Linked DNA regions of Mus musculus: region 1 is linked to region 2. A link is a loop called in an ENCODE intact Hi-C map of the cell type or tissue named here. Cell type or tissue: heart. All regions are shown on one strand. Links, peaks and the distances in the headings refer to the core of each region. The heading gives the core; the rest is flanking DNA. Region 1 overlaps Tspan18 (tetraspanin 18). Region 2 has its middle 23 kb from the start of Gm13807.

What was found. Hi-C counts contacts between places; a loop is a spot of excess contacts. Peaks named below come from ENCODE experiments on the same cell type or tissue, not always from the same donor. Only the 100,000 strongest peaks of a DNase experiment are listed, where the experiment ranks them.
Region 1: a loop joins it to region 2, with 4 times the contacts of the local background. A loop is called at or near these places in 4 of 42 quality-filtered maps.

Annotation. Positions count from the first base shown.
Region 1 is chr2:93,256,394-93,265,903 of GRCm38, reverse strand. All of the region lies in intron 2 of Tspan18 (tetraspanin 18), which reads left to right. It overlaps Gm39882 (a long non-coding RNA gene), which reads right to left and starts at 7,924. Exons shown (of 2, transcript XR_866563.2): 1 at 7,778-7,924; 2 at 6,744-7,484. In heart, for the core only: no CTCF peak of the experiment used is centred there; DNase peaks (open chromatin) are centred at 3,233 and 3,853; H3K27ac peaks cover 2,466 bases.
Region 2 is chr2:93,375,574-93,385,083 of GRCm38, reverse strand. No RefSeq gene overlaps it. Among named protein-coding and RNA genes, the nearest start is that of Gm13807, 23 kb to the left of the region's middle. In heart, for the core only: no CTCF peak of the experiment used is centred there; a DNase peak (open chromatin) is centred at 4,223; H3K27ac peaks cover 923 bases.

The DNA of each region.
Region 1 (9,510 bases), core at 2,518-5,017, 120 kb after region 2:
ACAAGTTACTTAAACTTTCTGGGCCCAAGAATTCTTGTTTAATCTGAAATGTCACCTACTTTCTATTATTGTTATGAAGGACAGAGTGATTAGATCTCTCACACACATTCGGTAAGGTTTTAGGTTTTAAGGTGCAAAGAAATAGGTAAGGCAGCTCCTGGTGTCTAACAAAGCAAATGAGAATATTGTGGAGCTACAGAAACTAAAGCCAGAGAGGTCTGTCTCTGCCCACTAGGGCATACACAGGGATGTTGAAGTGTGGGAGACAGCAGGTAACCTTTTAGAAGGTCAGATAATATTGGCTGGTACTATACTGGACTATTTCTCATGGAGCTAAAATCAGGACCAAGACATTTTCTTGGGTCTCATTGGGGATTATTGAGAGCGCTTGACTTTTAATTAGAACATTATAGGTAATAATAAAATCAGCAGAAGAGACGTTAAGTAGGAACTGCTCACTCTCTCTCTCTCCTTTGTCCCTGCTTGGGAATTGAGCCAGGCTTATATAAGTGCATGTGCGCGCATGCACACACACACACACACACACAGAGTGCACAGTCTTTTTCACATAGTTCCATGTTGGGTCTTCAAGCAACAGGCTGCTTCCTAATTAGCCATGCCATTTTAGACACTGGGTTTCTCTGAGCCTCGGTTTCCTCCTCTGACAGACAGAACTACCCCCTCTGCCCACCTGGACTCAAGGTTTCTCTGGGCTAGAAATGGTTTCCTCATCTTCATCTCTGACATTGCCTAGCATGTGCTATGTTGCTGCTATGTGGGCAGGCTAGTGCACTATGTGGGCAGGCTTCTGAGAGCTGCGGCCATTCCAGTAAGCTGAGGTTTGAATGTCACTTCCAAAATCCAGCTGAAATGAGCTATGCCAAGACGGGATGCAGAGATGGCCTTTATGATGTGATGGGGAACAGGGTATGTAATTCCACAGGCAGAGTACATACCCAGCAGACACAAAACCAGTGTCCAATTCCCAGAACCACAGACACCTGATGTAGTAGTGGTGTACATCTGAAATCCTAGCACTTGCATGTGGAGCAAGAAGACCAGGAGTTCAGGGTCATCCTTCATCCTTGGGTTCCGCAGGGCATCGTAAAGCAGCCTGAGCTTAAACAACAACAGACCAAACAAACAAAAACCAAGATGAGAAAGAGAAAAGAAAGAAAGAATGCAAGAAAGAAAGAGAAGAAGGGAGGGAGGGAAGGAAGGAAGGAAGGAAGGAAGGAAGGAAGGAAGGAAGGAAGGAAGGAAGGAAGGAAATGAATGGTTAGTTGGTGAGGGTTCTGTCCCTGTAGATTGGCCAGTATGGTTGTGAGAGAGTAGGTAGTCACCACAGGCCATGGGCTCAGTTCCATCTCCACCTTGTGAGCTCTCTTGCCTCTCTGCCTTTCTCCACAGGATGGTGCAGCATGAAGGTCCTCACCAGATGAGAAGTAAGTTTCTTTATAAACACTGAGTCTGCAGTCATTTGTTAACAGCAGAGACACTATTAAGACACAGAACTATGGTTATCCTTTCCCCATGGACTTCTCCAAGACTCCTCCTCTTCTCATGGCTGAGGTTACCTGTCATCTCAGTTACTTGTGGTTAAAGATATAAAACAGAAAACTCTAGAGATAAACATTTCACAAGCTTTCTATTGTGTGTCATTCTGGACATTGAGATAAAGTCTTGCGCCATCCCCAGTCCACCCTATCCAGAGTACAGGAATCATGTCGTTGTCCAGTATATCACAATGGATGTATACCCTCCCAGTAGACACTTAGTAGCTATTCTGATTTTCAAATGAACTGTTGTGCCTCAGCATTTATTCTTAAGCAGTTCTTACTTCTTAGTGATACCCCCAAAGCTCTGTCCATGCTGACAACCCAGACTCACAAAAGAGAAACATTGATGTGTTTCCTTTAAGTATCAGGATTGTAACAGGAAGAGCAAACCAACCCAGCAAAATAAGATGCTGAGAGGAGCCATGTTCATATAACTTTTATTAAGTATATTGCTTTGACTACTCTATTTCATTTTCAGTTGCCTTGCCAATCTCTGTACCAAGTACACACACACACACACACACACACACACACACACATACACACACATGTGAAAATATAAGAAGTACAGTGCTTGGTACATCTGTGGACTCAGCCATCTCTGGGCTTGTTGAAGGGTATCCCTCCATGGATAAGGGAATTCCATTTAAAGAAATGAGCATCTGGGGAGTCAAAATCCTCCTCACCATAACCATAATGTAGAGGGAGGCCAGACAGCAGAGGTGAGGAGGAGAGTACACTGGACTGGAAGCAAATTCCTCTTAGAAGCTCCTGTAAGACAGCAAGGAAACAGCCCCTCGTGGGTATACGTGAATGTGGAGAGAAGATGAGTGATGCTTCAAAGCTTTTGTGGGTTGAGGAGAGAGGGTGCAGGTGTGTAGGTGTTTTAAGAGTGCCCACCTGAGGTGTCTGGATTGCTGGGGCTCCCTCAATATCAGGGCTTTCCCCAGCTTTCTGGAAAATGTGGCTGAGGTAACTGTAAATGATGCAGGTCTCAAGAGTCTCCATGGTTTAGCCTACTGTTAGTTTCTCAGTCAGAAGCAGGGCTGTAGAAGGCTTGTGGCATTTTCCATATCGTTTAGAGTCCGATTCCCGCCCCTACCCTCTCCACCTCCACACACTTGTGGTTCCCAAGGTCACCACAGAGGAAGCAAGGGTCCTAGAGAGAAAGGGCCCTTCTGTTCCCTAATAAAACAAAGCTTAAGGACACTGCCATTTCTGAAAACAAGTTACAGGCATGTGGGTACAAAGCATCCTGGGAGATGTAGTTTTTGACCAGGCAGCCCCCTTTCTTTAGAAAGGGCACACTAGTGTTGTGTTGGAGGTGGGTCATTTGGCCTGCTAGGCTCTTTTTACAATGCTTCCCTAGAGTCTCAAGAGAGGACCTGTCTTGGGGTGAGGACAGCCTTAAGACCAGGACAGAAGAGAGATAAGTTGTAGATCTGGTCTTGGCTTCTCCATTTATCTCATTTCTTGGCCCACTGGACCAAATTCAGGGGATTAAAAAAACCTAGGGCTCTTATCAGAGGCAGAGTCAAGTTGGGGTACTTTGAACAGCCCCCCCCCCTTTCATAGCATTCCTCCTTATCTCTGCTGTGGGACACTGGGACCTCTGCCTTGTTCCACATCACAAAGGGTTTCACCTAGGACCAATGCCAGAACTGGCAGAGTGCCTTCAACATTTGATGACCACAAACTCATGTGATCAACATTGCTGAAGGAGTGAAGAGAGAGAGAATGGGTTGCCCTGCTTCTGGAAGTGGAGGATCTGTGTGACTCGGCCTGTGTGGTTTAGGACCTGTGCTGGAATTTTCTCTTAGCCCCTACTAGGTATCAGTTCAGACAAAGTCCTTCCTCTTGACCCTGCCCCACCCCCTCCAGCCTAACTCTTACTTCCACTCTACACCGAGCCTGGCTAACACAGGTGAGGGCTTGGCTTTCCAGCTGAGTGACCCCAGGGTCTCAGACCTCCTGCATTCTTCTGTCAGAAGGGGAGAGTTTGTCACTGCCCCCACCTGCTGTCATTGTTTAAGGTCTGGATTTATTGGCCCTGGTTAGTTATTTGGTGAGGTGATTGGTAGCTCACCTCCCCCATCCTTGGTTAATCAGTGGGCCTCTTTACAGACCTCTGACCACCAGACATGGAGTTGGGGACAGAAGAAATCAAACTGTAACAGGAGCAAGCTGGGCAAGGTCCGAAGGGACATCAAGGAGGGGGGGGAACCACCTCTCTGCTCCTTCCTTCCTGTACAGTCAGGGCCCCTGTGACCTCTACAGACAGTGCCCTTGGTCTGGGTCTGGTGACACCAGGGAGGACAATGGGAGGAAGGAGAACGCTCAGTGGTTAAAAAAAAGAAAAACAGGATCCTCTGGCCTGGCCTGTGCCTGGAATGTCTCTCAGCTCAGCCTCACCAGGAAAGACGGGGAGGAAAGGACCTTGGAAGACACAAGACCAGGCTTCCACCCTCTGTGACTAGGACCAGACTCTTCTTGCTGTTATTGTTAAGGGATGGTCCAATCCCAAATGCTGGCTGAACCAGGGCAGGCTGGGCACCTAGTGCTCCTCAGGGACCCTCTTATCATGTATCCATTCCTTCCTTCGTTTGTACCACGGACATAACTGGCACCAGCTGGATATCAAAGGCTTTGCCAGCGTTTGGAAAAAAAATTGTCAGCCCTCCCTGTTCCTTGTCTGTTTCCTAGAATAGATGCCAATCACCCTTGTGGTCACAGACTAGAGGCCCTGTCCTTGATGGCTCCTGAATGTGTAATTGGATGACCCCAGAACCCTAAAAAGGAGATCAGTGGGCTCCTAACCACTGCAGTCCTTACTCCTGGCTGTGGGAACTTTCCCAGGCCATCTTCCAGCCGGGACTGGCTTCTGTTTCCCTTCACAAGCAGGGCGAAGCCTGGCCCACTGGGCAGCCTGTGTCTGGGGTCCTCTAGTACCCCCTCCCCCATCCTTACCACTCTGCTGCTTCTGCCCCTCCCCCACCCTCCTTTGCTCCTTGTGTTTCTGAATTCTCAGCAGCCTCAGGTGGAAGCAAGGCAAGCAGGGCGAGCTGTCCTGTTGACTGAGGTGGGTGAGCAGTTAGGAGCCTCCTGCTAGTTAATGGCCTCGTGCAAGTTCATCTGGTGATCGAATGGATCCTCTGTCACCTGCAGCCTGTGTTCTCACCCAAGGCCGTCATGGGCTTGACAGCAGGCCTTGTGTTACAGGCCAGGCACCATACTGCTTCTCAGGCAGGGCCGTGGTGTCCTTCCACCCCCTGCCCCCCACAAACCTGCCAACACCTAGAAAGCATGGATCCCTGTATGCTGCTCCTATGACAGCCCTATCTTCTGCTCCCTGCTCCTTGGGATTCATCTTTCTTCTTTGGTCCTTCTGATGAGCCTTAGAGCCCTGTACTGGCTAGTTTTGTGTCAACTTGACACAGCTGGAGTTATCACAGAGAAAGGAGCTTCAGCTGGGGAAATGCCTCCATGAGATCTAGATGTAAGGCATTTTCTCATTAGTGATCAAGGGGGAGGGCCCCTTGTGGGTGGGACCATCTCTGGGCTGGTAGTCTTGGGTTCTATAAGAGAGCAGGCTGAGCAAGCCAGGGGAAGCAAGCCAGTAAGAAACAACCCTCCATGGCCACTGCATCAGCTCCTGCTTCCTGACCTGTTTGAGTTCCAGTCCTGACTTCCTTGGTGATGAACATCAATGTGGAAGTGTAAGCCGAATAAATCCTTTCCTCCCCAACTTGCTTCTTGGTCATGATATTTGTGCAGGAATAGAAACCCTGACTAAGACAAGCCTGAATGTCTATGTAGACCAGGAGGACAACATGCCAGGATCAGGCCCTAAAGACTCTGCAAGGAGCCTGGGCAAGGTGGTTGGCAGAGAGGATGGAAGAAGCCTGGCACTAAAAGGATGGTGTTTATGGCCAGGATGCTGGTGTCTCATGGGAAGATGGTGGGTCCTGAGTGTGGCCACAGCAAAGATGACTGATTTTTGTCCCCAGTCTGAGTACAGGTCAGTTGGCAGTTTCTTTCCTTCTTTCCTTCCTTCCTTTCATCTGCCCTTCCTTCCCCTTTCCCTTCCTCATTTTCTTCTTCTCCCCCCTCTTATTCTTCACCATCTTCTCTTCCTCCCTTTCCTTCTCCTTCTCCCTCTCCTTCTTTTCCTTCTTTCTTTCTTTCTTTCTTTCTCTCTTTCTTTCTTTCTTTCTTTTTTTTTTTTTTTTTTTTGAGACAGGGTCTCACTATGTAGACTTGACTGTCATGAAACTCACTACATAGACCAATCTAGCCTGGAACTCACAGAGCTCTATTTGTCTCTGCCCTCCCAAGCCCTGGGATGAAAGGCATGCATCACCATACCAGCCCACAACCCCTCTCAAGACACTCACTCTTGCATTCCATGCTTTTCCATCTGGAAAACTCAGCTTCCTTTGATGAAAGGCATGCTGGGAGATAGAGATCAGGTCGAGTGTGAGGTGACATAGTGGACGCACTCTGTCATCTGGGCTGTAGGATCTGTGGCAATTCTACCTGTTTCAACAGGACTCAGGTTCCTAACCTGCAGAGAGTTCCCCCAAGGCCTCTCCAGGCTGATGTCACTATAGGAATCCTCAGTGTGATCCGCTCCATGGCAGAGCCCGGGAGAGGGCGTTGTGGAGCAAGGAGGACTGATAGAAGTTGTCTTTGCAAGCCCTGTGTGCTGAAACTTCCTGGAGGCTTAGCTGGACTGCTTTCCTCCCCTCCTGACCTGCATCTGCCTGTCCTGCTCTCTCATGTGGACTGGTGGCCTTAATGCTCCCATTCCCTGTCCAGGACCCCACTCTGTAGCCTGTGTGAGCAGGAGTCCTCCCAGTGACTTCACTCTGCCCTCCTCCCTCCACATCAGCTCATCACGAGGTTCTAGTTCCTAAACAGGGAAGTATTAAGTCCACCCATCCTCTCTACCATCACCCTCACCAACATTACCACCCTCACTAGACACTGGTGGTGGAAAGGGCTTCTGCCTTTCCACCTACACTGTATCATACACTGTAACCCAGGCAGGTCTGTTAAAATGTTTTTATTTTTTTAATTGACTTTTAAAAAACGGAGTGTTAGGTTTACAATAACAATCAAAACCAAAACAAAACAAAAAAACAAAAAAGCAGCGGTCAGAAAACTGTCTTTCTCAGACACCTCTGAGCTGGTATAACCACACCTTTATTCCCATTCTGTGATCTTGTGGTGTGTTTGTTGATACATTGTTGTTACGTGGAGGCCAGAGTTCACATTAGGGATCCTTGCCCCACCTTGGAATTGTAGCTTTCATAGGTTGTGAGGAATGCCAGGTGACCACCAAGGCTGTATCACACAGCACCATCTTTGCCTTCAAATTCTTTGCTGCGGTGTCTTTTATTCTCACCGCTTCATCCAAACCCCATGGGTCTTTTCTCTGTCTTCCAAGTCCCCTTCCGGAATACTGTGCAGCTGTAAACATTCATTGTTTGGGCCTTTCAGAAAGGCTTCTCTGCCCAAAGGATACATTTGGGTTCCTCCATGTCATTCTGGGCGTGGTAGCTCACTTACTTTTTTCTCTGGGTGGTATTTCACCGCGTGAGCACAGCCTGGCTTAGTTGTCAACACCCCTGTCATAGGTGGTTTTGAGAGTTTGGGCAATTATGAGTGAAGCTGTGATAGGCTCTTGTGGGGACATGAGTGTTTTGACTGCTTGAGTCAGTACTAAGGAGGGCAGTTGTTAAGTGGCAAGGGAAGGTCCTTGTAGTTGTGGAAGAAGCCACTAAACTGTCTTCCACAATAGCTATTCTGCCCCCCTTGCTGCCACCTAACAGCTGCCCTCCATAAGACAGACACAAGCAGTCAAGCTCCTTGTTTGGTGAGCGATCCGGTTGCTCCGTGCTCTTACTAGCATTTGGTATCATCCTATAAAAAGAAAAAATAGACATTTGAATAGGTGAGTTGTGGTGTCCTGTTGTATAACCCCAGATGACTGCATGTCCCCGGTTGGAGCATCAACTTGGATCAGCCATGTGTGTGGGCATTCTGGGGTTCCCACTGCACCTCACTCCTTTGATGGGACTCAGAATGCTGCGAGATCCCACCCCAGGCCAACTCAGCACCTCACCCCCTTTCTTTCTCCTCCCTCACCCCATGCCACCCATACCAGCCTCAGCCTTCTCTGCTTGAAGCCTAGAGCACTGCTGATCCTTTCTTACCTGGAAGCCTCACCCTGCCAGCTGCTCCCTGTGCCTGGAGCTTGTCCAGCCCTTTCCCCAGGGAGCCCCTCGCTTCCTCGGGGCTGAGCAGGTCACCCTTCTTGAAGGGAACTACCTGGGTTCTCATTCTCCTCTCAGCATTGCTGTGAATGACTTCCCACTGAAGTCACGGACTTATTTGCTAGGTTATTTATGACATAATTGCTTGTGGGGCTGGGAGACAGAGCTTAGTGAGTAGTGTTTGCTTAGCACTCATAAACTCTACGTTCAATCCCCAACACTAAATAAGCCTGGAAGGGCTTTCCCTATTGTTCAACACTGCTGATCTACTTCACAAGGCTTTACGTAGCTCTGTGGACTGTAAACGGGGGCCCAGTATGCTACATTTTAGCTCTGGCTTTCTGCAGGAAACAGAGAAGTGGGAGGAGCCTCCTGGGAATCTCTACCTGTTCCACCTCACCAACCCTGTTAAAAGGCATTCTCCTGCCTCAGAAACTCATGGAAATGTCCTGTATGCCCAAAGCTTGGCACTCAGAGAAAAGATGTGGCCCAAGCATGTCAGGAGCACACTCATCTTGCACTGTTGTTATATTTCCTTGTCTCCAGTTTTCAACGCTAGAGAAACTCAGAACTTGGCCTTGAATAAATGTGTTGAGGGAACCAGATCCCATAGCACGGTCCTCAGATGCTCCCAGCCCACTGGAGGAGGCTGAAGTGGTCAGTGTCCGAGTCAGCTGGGACTCAGAACAAGGGTATCAGAAGTGGTGGTGCAGGAGAGGAGGGGAAGGAGAGGGGAGGGAGCCGAATGCATGGTGAACCAGATTCTGCCTGGGCACCTGGCTTGTCCCCAGCCATCTCCTTCAACCCCTGCCCTGTGGCTCAGCATCCCTGGTCTCTGTCAGAATAGAGCAGACAGGCAGAGACCACGGACCTCTGCCAAGGTTGGCTCCCAGTCTCAGGCAGAGAGTCTCAGGCATGGGAGGACCCAGGAAGGCTGCCTTATTGTCCCTCTTTCTGCCCACCCTGCACAACGCCTGGCACAGCCCATGCTGTAAGGAATGAATGAGCTTGCCACACTCCTCCAGATAGAGGCAAACCTCTTCTCTGTGCTCAGCTGCTCCCCCCCCCCCGCCTTCATCCCCCTCTGCTGCTCCTCTATTATCCATCCAGATCCAGAACCCTCCTGCTCCACTCCTGCCTAAGCATCTTTCCAGCCCTCATCTGCCTCTCTCCATGGCAACTGGAACATGGGCCTAGAGCAAAGCAGTCATGTTCCCCCTGGGCCAGCCCGTCCTAACCCAGGGAGACCTGCTCCTCCTCGGGCACCATCTAGCACTCAGACAGGGGCCTCCTGGCTTTCCCCTTCTGATCTCGCAGCCTGAGCTTCTGGCCTGTCTCCTGTCCACCCAGTTGTCCCGTGGCCCTTTGCCTCCCCTCTCGAGAGCCTGGGCCACTCTGGAGATACTGATGGAACAGTCTTCATGATCCGGACCAGGAAGCGCTAGGTGTCCTAAGTGCTCCCAGCACTGCCGTTTCCACCCCTCGGGAGCCTGCCAGAATAGTGAGGCTATTCATGGCCTCCACTCCACCTTCCCTCCACTCCACCGTCCCTCCTTCACAGCCTCCTCCTCAACAGGGCACCTCTGCTCGTCTCTGCCCGCCTGCCTAAAACTTCTGTGTTTGGAAGACACCTCTTCCAGGAGGCCTGCCATCTACAACAGAAACACTCTCCA
Region 2 (9,510 bases), core at 2,775-5,274:
ATGAAGACAGGGCAGGGTAGAAGTTGGGTGGGCTAATAGAGGGATAGAGAGGTTCAGAGAGAGATGACGCTATGGACATCCATGAATGGATGGTCAAGCTGGTGGATGGTTGATTGCATGGTTGTAATATGGGGTGCTGGAGGGAAAGCTTGTGGCTGGATAATGGTTACGATAATGGGTAGAGGCTTGAGGAAGCAGTGGTTGGAAGGACAGAAAGACAGATTAAGAAAGATGGACAGATTAAGATATTGAGAGGCTGATAGAGGGTGCAGAGTGAAGTCAGTTTCATGCTGCTGTAAGAAATGGCTGCTCATTTATAATGAGCAGATAGGATATGTATTTGACTTAATATGGAGAAGATGTCCAGGCAGGGCCTTCCTGGTGTCCTAACAGGGAAGGGAGTTCACAAGGTAAGAGAGAGCAAGAGACGCTGGCCATCCTTTGCATTGAGTTCACATCAGCCCATCCATGACAGCTCTCCGGAGCTCCCACCTAACCACTTCCCAATGTGTTGGGATAGAGTCCCCAACACAGGAACTTGCTGTCAGAGGACACAATCAGACAAAGCCAATGGAGAACCTGGGGAAAGATGGAGAGGCAGAGAGAGGAGGCAGGATGGGGGGAAGACGGATCGAGAAATCCATGAGAAGGGCTAACAGTGAAAGATGGGTAGGTGGGGATAGCCCAGAGAGAGGAGATTGCTCACCCCCACCCCTCAGAGCAGCATCCCCTGGCCCACCAGTCCTGACTGGAGGTGCCTGATGCTTAGCGTGATTCCTGAGCACAGCTATTGACTTGAAACCAGTGCTGGCCAGCATGGTGTGTGCCATGACCCAATCCCACATTGTGTCTCCTGCTTGGTCAGAGTAGAAGGTCCCTTGGGAAAGACAAAGAGAAGAGTAGGGGGGTTTCCATCTGGGGAGGAGGAGGAGAGGCCAGCTCAGCTGTTTGGTCCAAACTTTCCATCCCAGTGGCATATGGGGAACATGTGACCCTCTCTTTCTGGCATCAGAGAATTGTCGTGCCGGAGATGCTGGCAGCTGAGGGCACAGAGCGTTCCCGGAGGGAACTGGCAGGCAGGCAGGAGGCAGCATTGAAGTGACAGCCTGGAGCCTGGCTGTAGGGTGGGGCATGCAGGAAGCTGAGCTGAGAAGAAATGGGGTCTATGCTTGTCTGTCCACAGGGCTAACATCACTAGGATGCCTTCAGCCCAGTCACCAAAGTGACTGGGGAATGACAGAGTCCCCGGGGCCACCAGCAGGGTCAGGTTTTTATCACTTACAGGGTCCTCTTTCCCACTAGCTCCCTCATCAAGCCCAAGGAAAAGAAAGATGACTTGGGGTGCAGAGATCTGACCCTCATCTCTAGTTACCACGGCTATCCTATGCAGCCTCTGAAGCCTTCTTCTTTCCAGGCCTTCTGCAGTTTCCATATTGTTCCAACTACTCTGCTGCCCGGGAAAGCTGATGGTAGTGAGGTTCTTAGCACAGCACCAGGCATGGAACATGAGACAGCCCAGAAAGCCAAGGTGCTCAGAGTGGACCACTGCTCTCCTCTTGCAGGACTGATGCTCTAAACAGCCAGTGCTCTGTGCTTCTGTGAAAGGGGATGGCTGGAAGATGGCTCTCTCTCTCTCTCTCTCTCTCTCTCTCTCTCTGTCTATGTTAGTGTGTGTGCGTGCACACATGCACGTATGCATGTTGAAGTCAGAGGTCAAGTTCAGACATCTTCATCAATTTTTCTCCATCTTACTTTTAAAAATATTTAGTTATTGATTATGGTAGTGGGCACAATGTACCATAATATAAAGGTCAGGGGTCAACTTTGGGAAATCGATTCTCTCTCTCTCTCTCTCTGATAAGTGGGTTCCAGGAATTGAACTCAAGTTTCCAAGTTGGTAGCAGCAAGCTTTGTTACCTGCTGAGCCATCTTGTCAACTCTTCACATTACTATTATTATTGTTGTTATTGTTATTATTATTATTATTTTGAGACTAAGTCTCTCACTGAACCTGAAGAGTCCGGATTTGGCTGTCCTGGCTGTCTGGCAAGGCTCTGGGATCCTTCTGTCTCTGCCCTCCTAGAGCTAGGATTTCAGATCCACGCTGCCATGTCTAGCTTGTTACACGGAAGCTACAGATCCTTATGCTTGTGTGGCAAGCACACTGCCCACTGAGCTTGCTCTCCTGCTCTCTTTTTGTAAATTGTGACTGGTACAAAGAACCTAAGCTTATGAAGTCCTGTACAAGCCAATTCTAAAAGGCCTTTCAGAGAGAGGTAGAAGTCCCCGTCTTAGGCGGAGCCCAGACTCCTTTCCCTCCCCCACATCTCTGATGGAAACCTGGTGGCTACTGTGTCCTTCTTGGGTTTACTCACTGACCCAAGAGGTATCTGTACCCTAAGGATGTGGGTGCAGGCAGAGTCCTCTCAGGCCCAGGACGGTCCCTTGCCCCACAAGCAGTGTCTCAACCTGCATATGATGATCTGTCCTTCCTCTGTCCTCAGCTCAACTAACAATGTCTACTCTCTCAGGGATCTTTCAGCCAGCCACATAAGGATACCCCAGGGAGCTCCATACAGACAGCATGGGCTGCCAGTGGGTTCTGGGAGCGTTCTGTGTCTGGAAAGACTCAGGCTTAAGTTCAGTCTCCACTGGGCTGGGCGGGTCAGGCCACAGAAGACAAGACTAACGGCTGAGAATGTTCACACATGTGGAGACTGATTGGCAACACGCTTCCATCTACTGAGGCCCGGCAGGCCCAAAAAACACATGTAGAGTCCCTTGGAGGTGGTGATATATGGAACAGAGGCTTCCCAGGCCAGGCCAGCCCATCACCTCAGGGGCTTCCTTCCAGTCCCCCTTCTCTAAGACCAGCCATTCTCAGCAACTTGCAGAGAAACACCCACACCCCATGGGAGCTGGGCCAGCTCAGCAGTTTCCCCTGTTCCAGCTGGACTCGGCTGCCCCCCACATCCCCCACACCCCCAGAGCTGACAGTAGGCAGCCTGGGTAGCAGGGCCACTGCAGACAGACAGAACCCAGCCCTGCTCTCTGGTTTCCTGGATATGAGAGTTTAAATTCATTTATTATTTAGCAAATATGTCCTAATCACTGGCTAAGGGATTCGTAATGTGCCCCAGAGGATGAGGGTGTGTACCTGTGTGTTTGTCTGGGAATTTCTGTTTGTGTCCATCTCTCTGTGTGTACACACATGTGTGTTTATGTGAATGTCTGTCTGTGTACCTAGGGTTGGGTGAGGGCTCTCTGAATGAATCTAGAAGAGTCCTCTATGCTCCACATATTGGGGGAACATTCACTGGAGTACACACCAGGCCCTGAACCCTTGTCACCAGTGTATCTGCTTATGAAGACAGTTCCCATTTCTACCAAGGGTGGCAAGAGCCCCTGAACCAGACTCAGGAAAGGACAGAGGGTCTGAGAGCAGAGTTCCATGTGTCGGAGCAGCTGAGCCTTGTGTTGTTTCCCTGGGAAGGGGTGCTTAATCATTGCTTGCCAGGCTGGATGGGTATCTAGCATTCAGGGGCTTTGTAGGTTAAAGGGTAAAGGGTCAGCTGGGTGAAGAGTTAGGAAGACAATGTGGGTGGGTAAATAGGTGGTCAGATGAATGAATGAGTGAGTGAATGAGTGAATGAGTGAATGAGTGAATGAATGAATGAATGAATGAATGATGAATGAGTGAATGAATGAATACGTGAGTGAGTGAGTGAGTGAGTGAGTGAGTGAGAGAGTGAGTGAGTGAATACTTTCATGAACAAGTGAATAGGCCATCTGGACAGGTGGGTAGATGCAACTGTTGTGTGCATGTGCACTGGGGTGTTGGCCCTGGTTCTCTGGCAACCTATGCAGCCGTGGTTCCCTGCCACCACATTTTTAGATGGCTGCCTCAGTACCAAGCCTGTGCCTTGTACATCCTGGTCTTGAAAACTTCTCACTGGCAAAGGTAACCCTAACAGGTGAGCACAGACCTCATAGTACCCCTCATGTCTGCCCACCCACTCCCAGGCCTCACTTGGTCTTTTCAAACTCTCATTAAAATAAACATCCCTCTTGTAGGACTTCCTCTCACCTCCCACTCCCAGGGCTGCCCCTGGTCTGGCTTTGTAAAACTGCCTTCCCTGGATTTCCTCTTAATTGTCCTCTTCCTTTTCCTTGCTGGGGTGGGGGCGGGGCAGAGAGAAAGGAGGAAAACACAGCTGGGCCTGCCCAGCTGTTTCCCCAGAAGCCTAGAAAGGTTGGTCAGGAAAGGGAAATGGGAAACTAGGTGACAGGCCAGCCTCCATCCTGGTGAGGATTAAATTAACAGGCTGCCAAATGTTCCCGGGTATTCCCCTGCCCCACCCACCCATCTGACCCACCCACTGCAGGAGCTAGGTACAGGGCTTCCTCCCAGCCATTCCATTTTCTCTCCCTTGATCTTTTTGAAGATGCAGTCCCTAGGGTTGATTTGTTGTGTGGCCCTGGGCCGGTCTTCTGATCTCTCTGGCCTGTTAGTTAGTTTCCCTTGTGGTGGGCTAGTCAGAAATGGCCAGGCTGGGAGGGTGGAGGACCTGGCTTTACACTTTGAGACCCCACCCACCCTCCCATCCTCTGATCCCTTTGCCTCTCTTCCGTCCTTTTCAGCATCTACAGGTTAGTTCTTTCATTCTCAGAATGGCCTAACAAGGTGTTGGACATAGCCAGATGGCCAAAGTGTGTGTGTGTGTGTGTGTGTGTGTGTGTGTGTGTGTGTGTGTGTGAGCAGGAAGGGGATAATAAGCCAGACATGGAAAAGACAAGAGAATTGAGCCACAAGGTTCTTGATATGGGGTGCCCCCACCCCCATTTTGTTTCCCTGGCGGTGGGGAACAAGGAGGGTTGACCCCGAGACCTGAGACAATCAGCCCTCTGTAACAGGGAAGCCCTTGCAGCTTAAGTGGGCCCTGACCACTGGTGTCAGCAAGGCCCCCCTCTCAGCCAGCATCTGGCTGCTGCCACCTTGTAACCAGGACAGTTTCCCTGGGCTCCAAGTGCCCTCTGTGAGGCAGGGGTGGGGGGGGTCTCTTTCTCCACTTGTCCTCCCTCTCTCAGGTCACCCCCACTTTCCTGAGTTCCTCTCTTTCCTCCTTTGCATTTGGATTTTAGATTCCAGTCCTAAATGTGTGGGTTCTTTTAGCCACACCAGGAAGACAGAAATAAAACACGGTTCGGGGATCGTCACCTGGTAGGGCTTGCAGGAGCCAAGTCAGGCATGGTGGAGGTGTATACTGAGGCAATGGGAGTACTCAGTAAGTTACTGGGAGATGTCTGTTAAAATTCTCTACCCAAGCATGGTTTATCTGTTTCTTTCTTTCTTTTTGTTCTCTCTCTCTCTCTCTTTCTCTCTGCTTATATATTATTAGGTACACAGAAAAGACAAACAATGATAAGGATAATTGAACCCCAATGTGGCAAAGAGCTTGTCTAGCATGTTCAAGGCCCTAGAGTCAATGCCCAGTATGTCACTGAAAGAAAACAGAACCATTTGGCTGCAGCCCTCGCCTTCTCCCAGCACAGCCAAGCAGGAACTAGTCAGCTCTGGTTTGCTCAGTACCCTCTGAGGTCTTGAAGCCCCAGTGTTATCTGGGGGCTTGGTAGAAAAGCAATAAACTGAAACATTTGGAACAGGCTCTGAGTGATTCCCAGACTTCTGGGAAGGCTGAGGTGAGATGGAACGAACAAAATGAGATGCTGTGTGGGATCTTTGGAAATCAGGAGGCCAAGGCAGGAGGACTGCAAGTTCAAGGCCAGGTCAGGTAAGTTTTCGAAGCCTTGTCACAAAGGAAAAAGGAAAGAAAGGAGAGAGAGAGAGAGAGAGAGAGAGAGAGAGAGAGGATTCAGCTTGTAAAGTGCTCGCCTTGCAAAACATGTGATTTGTGTTCAAATCTCTCCAGAACCTGCATAAAAAGCAGGGTGTGCAGCATGTTCCATCTGCAGTCTCAGCGCCAGAAGAGCAGAGACAGAGCATCCTCAGGGCAGGCTGCCCAGTCTAGTGAAATCAGTGAGTTTGGGGTTCAGAGAGACACTTTCTACTGATGGACACTCATTGCTGATTTCTGCCCTCCACAGATACACGTCTGTGCCCCCCCCTTCCCACACACACACGTAAAGTAAGAAGAGGGCAGAGGCCATAGCTCTGTGGCAGAGAGCATCCCTAGCACGTTTACGGCTCCAGATTAAATGCCCAGTATTTCATTAAAAGAAAAAAAGATGCTGTGACTCCTGGGGAGGTGCCCACCCTAGCCACTGCCCTTAAGGGGACAGTCTGGCTCCATCAGGCTCCAAAGATGACCCCTACACGACTCAGACCAATAGCCGCTCCGATCCCCAGCAGTCTCCCACCTGCCATCCACTTCCTCCCTTTCTACAGAGAACAATCGCTGCATTGTTTTCTGTAAAAATATACATTTGTTATCAAAATGAACGATAATCTATGGACCTGAACAATGTAATTTACCAAAGTTCCTCATCTAGGAGAACTACAGCTAATGCTTGACTGATGCCCTTCTAAATATAGCTTTAAGCAGATGTACAGAAAGAAAGGCAGACAGACAGTAGGAAAAATAGAGGGTTGGGCCATAATATTATGGGCTAACAATAGCCTGTGGAAAACTGAGATAATTGCATTGAACTTCATTGATTTTTAATGTTTTGCATTGTGTATGGAAGTGTAAGCAGACCTATTCATACTACACTGTACACATGTGAATGTCAGAAACTAATTTGGAGGTGTCAGTCCCTCCTTCTATCCTGTGGGTCCCTAAGATGGAGCCCAGGTAGTCAAGCTTGGCAGCAAGCACTTTTGCCTGCTGTGCCATCTTGCCAGCCCTTTACTGTCTTTCTAAACTACATGAAAACTCAGTCTGGAGGAGGAAAAAGAGCTGAAGTAAGGAACTTTGAAAACCAGTCGACAGCGTTGCTTGGATACAGAAAAAGCTGAAGAGGAAGAAGAGAGCCAGGCACAAACACCGAGCTTGCGCATTCATTTCTCAGCCGGCCCAGGTTAGGAATCTTGAAATGACTCTATTTGTCTGCTAGGTTGAACAAATAAGTCCCCATATGGTGGGTAACGAGAGCCAGGCTTCTCTCAGCAAGAAGCTATCGGCGAGTAAGCGCGGAGCTGCGGTGAATTCGGGAACACTAGATGAGCACACGATGAAGTCATGTCTGTTTTAATGCACTCTTGTCCCCTGGGAGAACAGTCCAAGGACCTGCCACGGATACAAAAACGTTCAGGCTCCAAAATCTACAGATGCTCAACTGAAGCTCCTTGTAAAAACCGCCTGACATCTGCACATAACCCGCGCACCAGCCACACCCCCCTGCAGGATTATCCCTAGGATGCTACTAACGCCAAATGCAATGAAAGTGCCTCATAAATCCTGGTTAGATTGCAGTGTTTAGGAAACATTGAGAGGGCCAGTGAGATGGCTCAGCAGGTGAAGCCTTGCCACCTGAGTTCAATTCCAGGACCTCTGGTCGAAGGAGGGAAGGGACTAGCTGTCCTCTGACAATGGACTCACATGTGCAGTAATGTGCACACACACACAAGACATAGATGTAATTAGAAATTTAGGTGGGTGTACTTATTTCCAATTTTATGTGTATGGGTGCTTTTCCTGAATGTGTGTCTGTGCACCACTTTCATGCCTGCTGCTTGTAGAGACCAGAAGAGGGCATCAGAGTCCCTGGAACTGGAGTTACAGAGAGTTATGAGCTGCTGTGTAGTGCTGGAAATCGAGCGTAGGTCCTCTGGAAAAGTAGACAGTGGTCTTAACCACCGATCTATCTCTCCAGCCCCCCCCCAAAGAAAACAGGGGCCAGGAAAATGGTTTAGTGGGTAAAGGGCCTACTGAACAAGCCTGGGAACCTGAGTTTGGATCCCTAGCACCCAGATAAAAAGCTGGGCATGGTGTAATCTCAGTACTGGGGAGATAGAGGTGGGCAGATAGTGTTACTGGATTAGGGAGCCACAGTTTCAGTGAGAAACCATGTCTCAGAAAGTAGGAGGGCAACAGGAAGACACCTGGTGCCAACCTCTGGCCTCCATGTGAACATGCATGGAGGGAGGGAGGGAGGGAGAGAGGGAGAGAGAGAGAGAGAGAGAGAGAGAGAGAGAGAGAGAGAGAGAGACAGACAGAGACAGAGAGAGACAGAGCCAGAGATAGAGACAGAGAAGGGGAGGGGAGGGGAGGGGAGGGGGAGGAGGAGGGGGAGGAGGAGGAAAAATAAAGTTGTGTGTGTAGGGGGAATAAAGGTGTGTTCCAACCCAGGCCTCTACCGTACTCTGTGTCTCTCCAGGTCCTGATGTCCCTCTGCCTTCCCTCCCTTAGTCCCTAGCTGGTCCCTAGCTTCTAGATGAGAGTGGAACACTGTTTGGGTTGCTCAACTTACCTGGTCTCTGCCCTGGCTGAGTTAGGTTGCACAGTGGGAGGCCAAGGTTGGGTCATCCTCCAGTCCCATTGTACTCTAAGCCAGGCTATCTGTCTCTGTCAGTCACTGTCTAACCATGATGCTTTAACACGTTTGGAATGTGTACTAGGGACCTTCACTGACTCTTAGCTCTCCTGTCTTTGTCTTGTCTGCTGTCCCCATCCTGCTAACCCCAGGAGATCTGAGGTGTGCTGCTGTTGCCGGCCTGCAGGCCTGTGTAGTCCCTCAACTCTTGGTGGCCAGGCTTGGAGTTGGCTCCAGTAGCTAGAGAAGGGGCCAATGGCCAAAACTTCAGTGCGTTCAGCCCCTTGTAGGAGGCAGGATAAGGAACTTTACTCCTCTGTATTCTCTGGGTAGCGCTCAGAGCTCTCATCCTGAGAGAGAGAGAGAGAGAGAGAGAGAGAGATCCATTGATCTCACCCAGCCAGCCGTCTGGCTACTCTGATAGATTTGCCTTGGCTCTTGTTGTTACCATCCCTGAGTAAACTCTCCCTAGAACCAATATATGACCAAGCACACAAAGTTGGGAGCTTTCTCCTGTGTGGGCCCTCCCGACCCCGAGTCCTGTGTGGTGTCTGCCAAGCCTAGGTCTCAACAATTGGGAAATAAAAGCCTACATTTTTAAAAAGAGAGAAAAGTATCTATACAGACAAATTTCTTCTTTCTGAGTATCTTTGATCCCTGTTTCGTTAAGTCCATGAGCGTAGAACCTACAGATATGCAGGGCTGAGAGGATAGACAGGTAGCTAAAGAATGTGGTTTGTGTTGAGGAAGAAAGATAGTGATCTTACAGGACAACCAAGTGATCAGGGACTAATGGCATCCACAGAGGCCACAGGGACATCACGTCTCTCCTGATATGATACAAGAAGGGCTCTTTTGCCTTTGCACTGTTTTCCTCCCCACCCACTTTGGTCTAGTCATAGAGAACATCAGGAAGGTCTACAGAATGTCTGCCCAGGGGTCATCAAGAAAACCAAGGTCATCAAAAGACAAGGAGACACCAAAAGACCATCTTAGATTGGAAGAGATTTCAGGAGA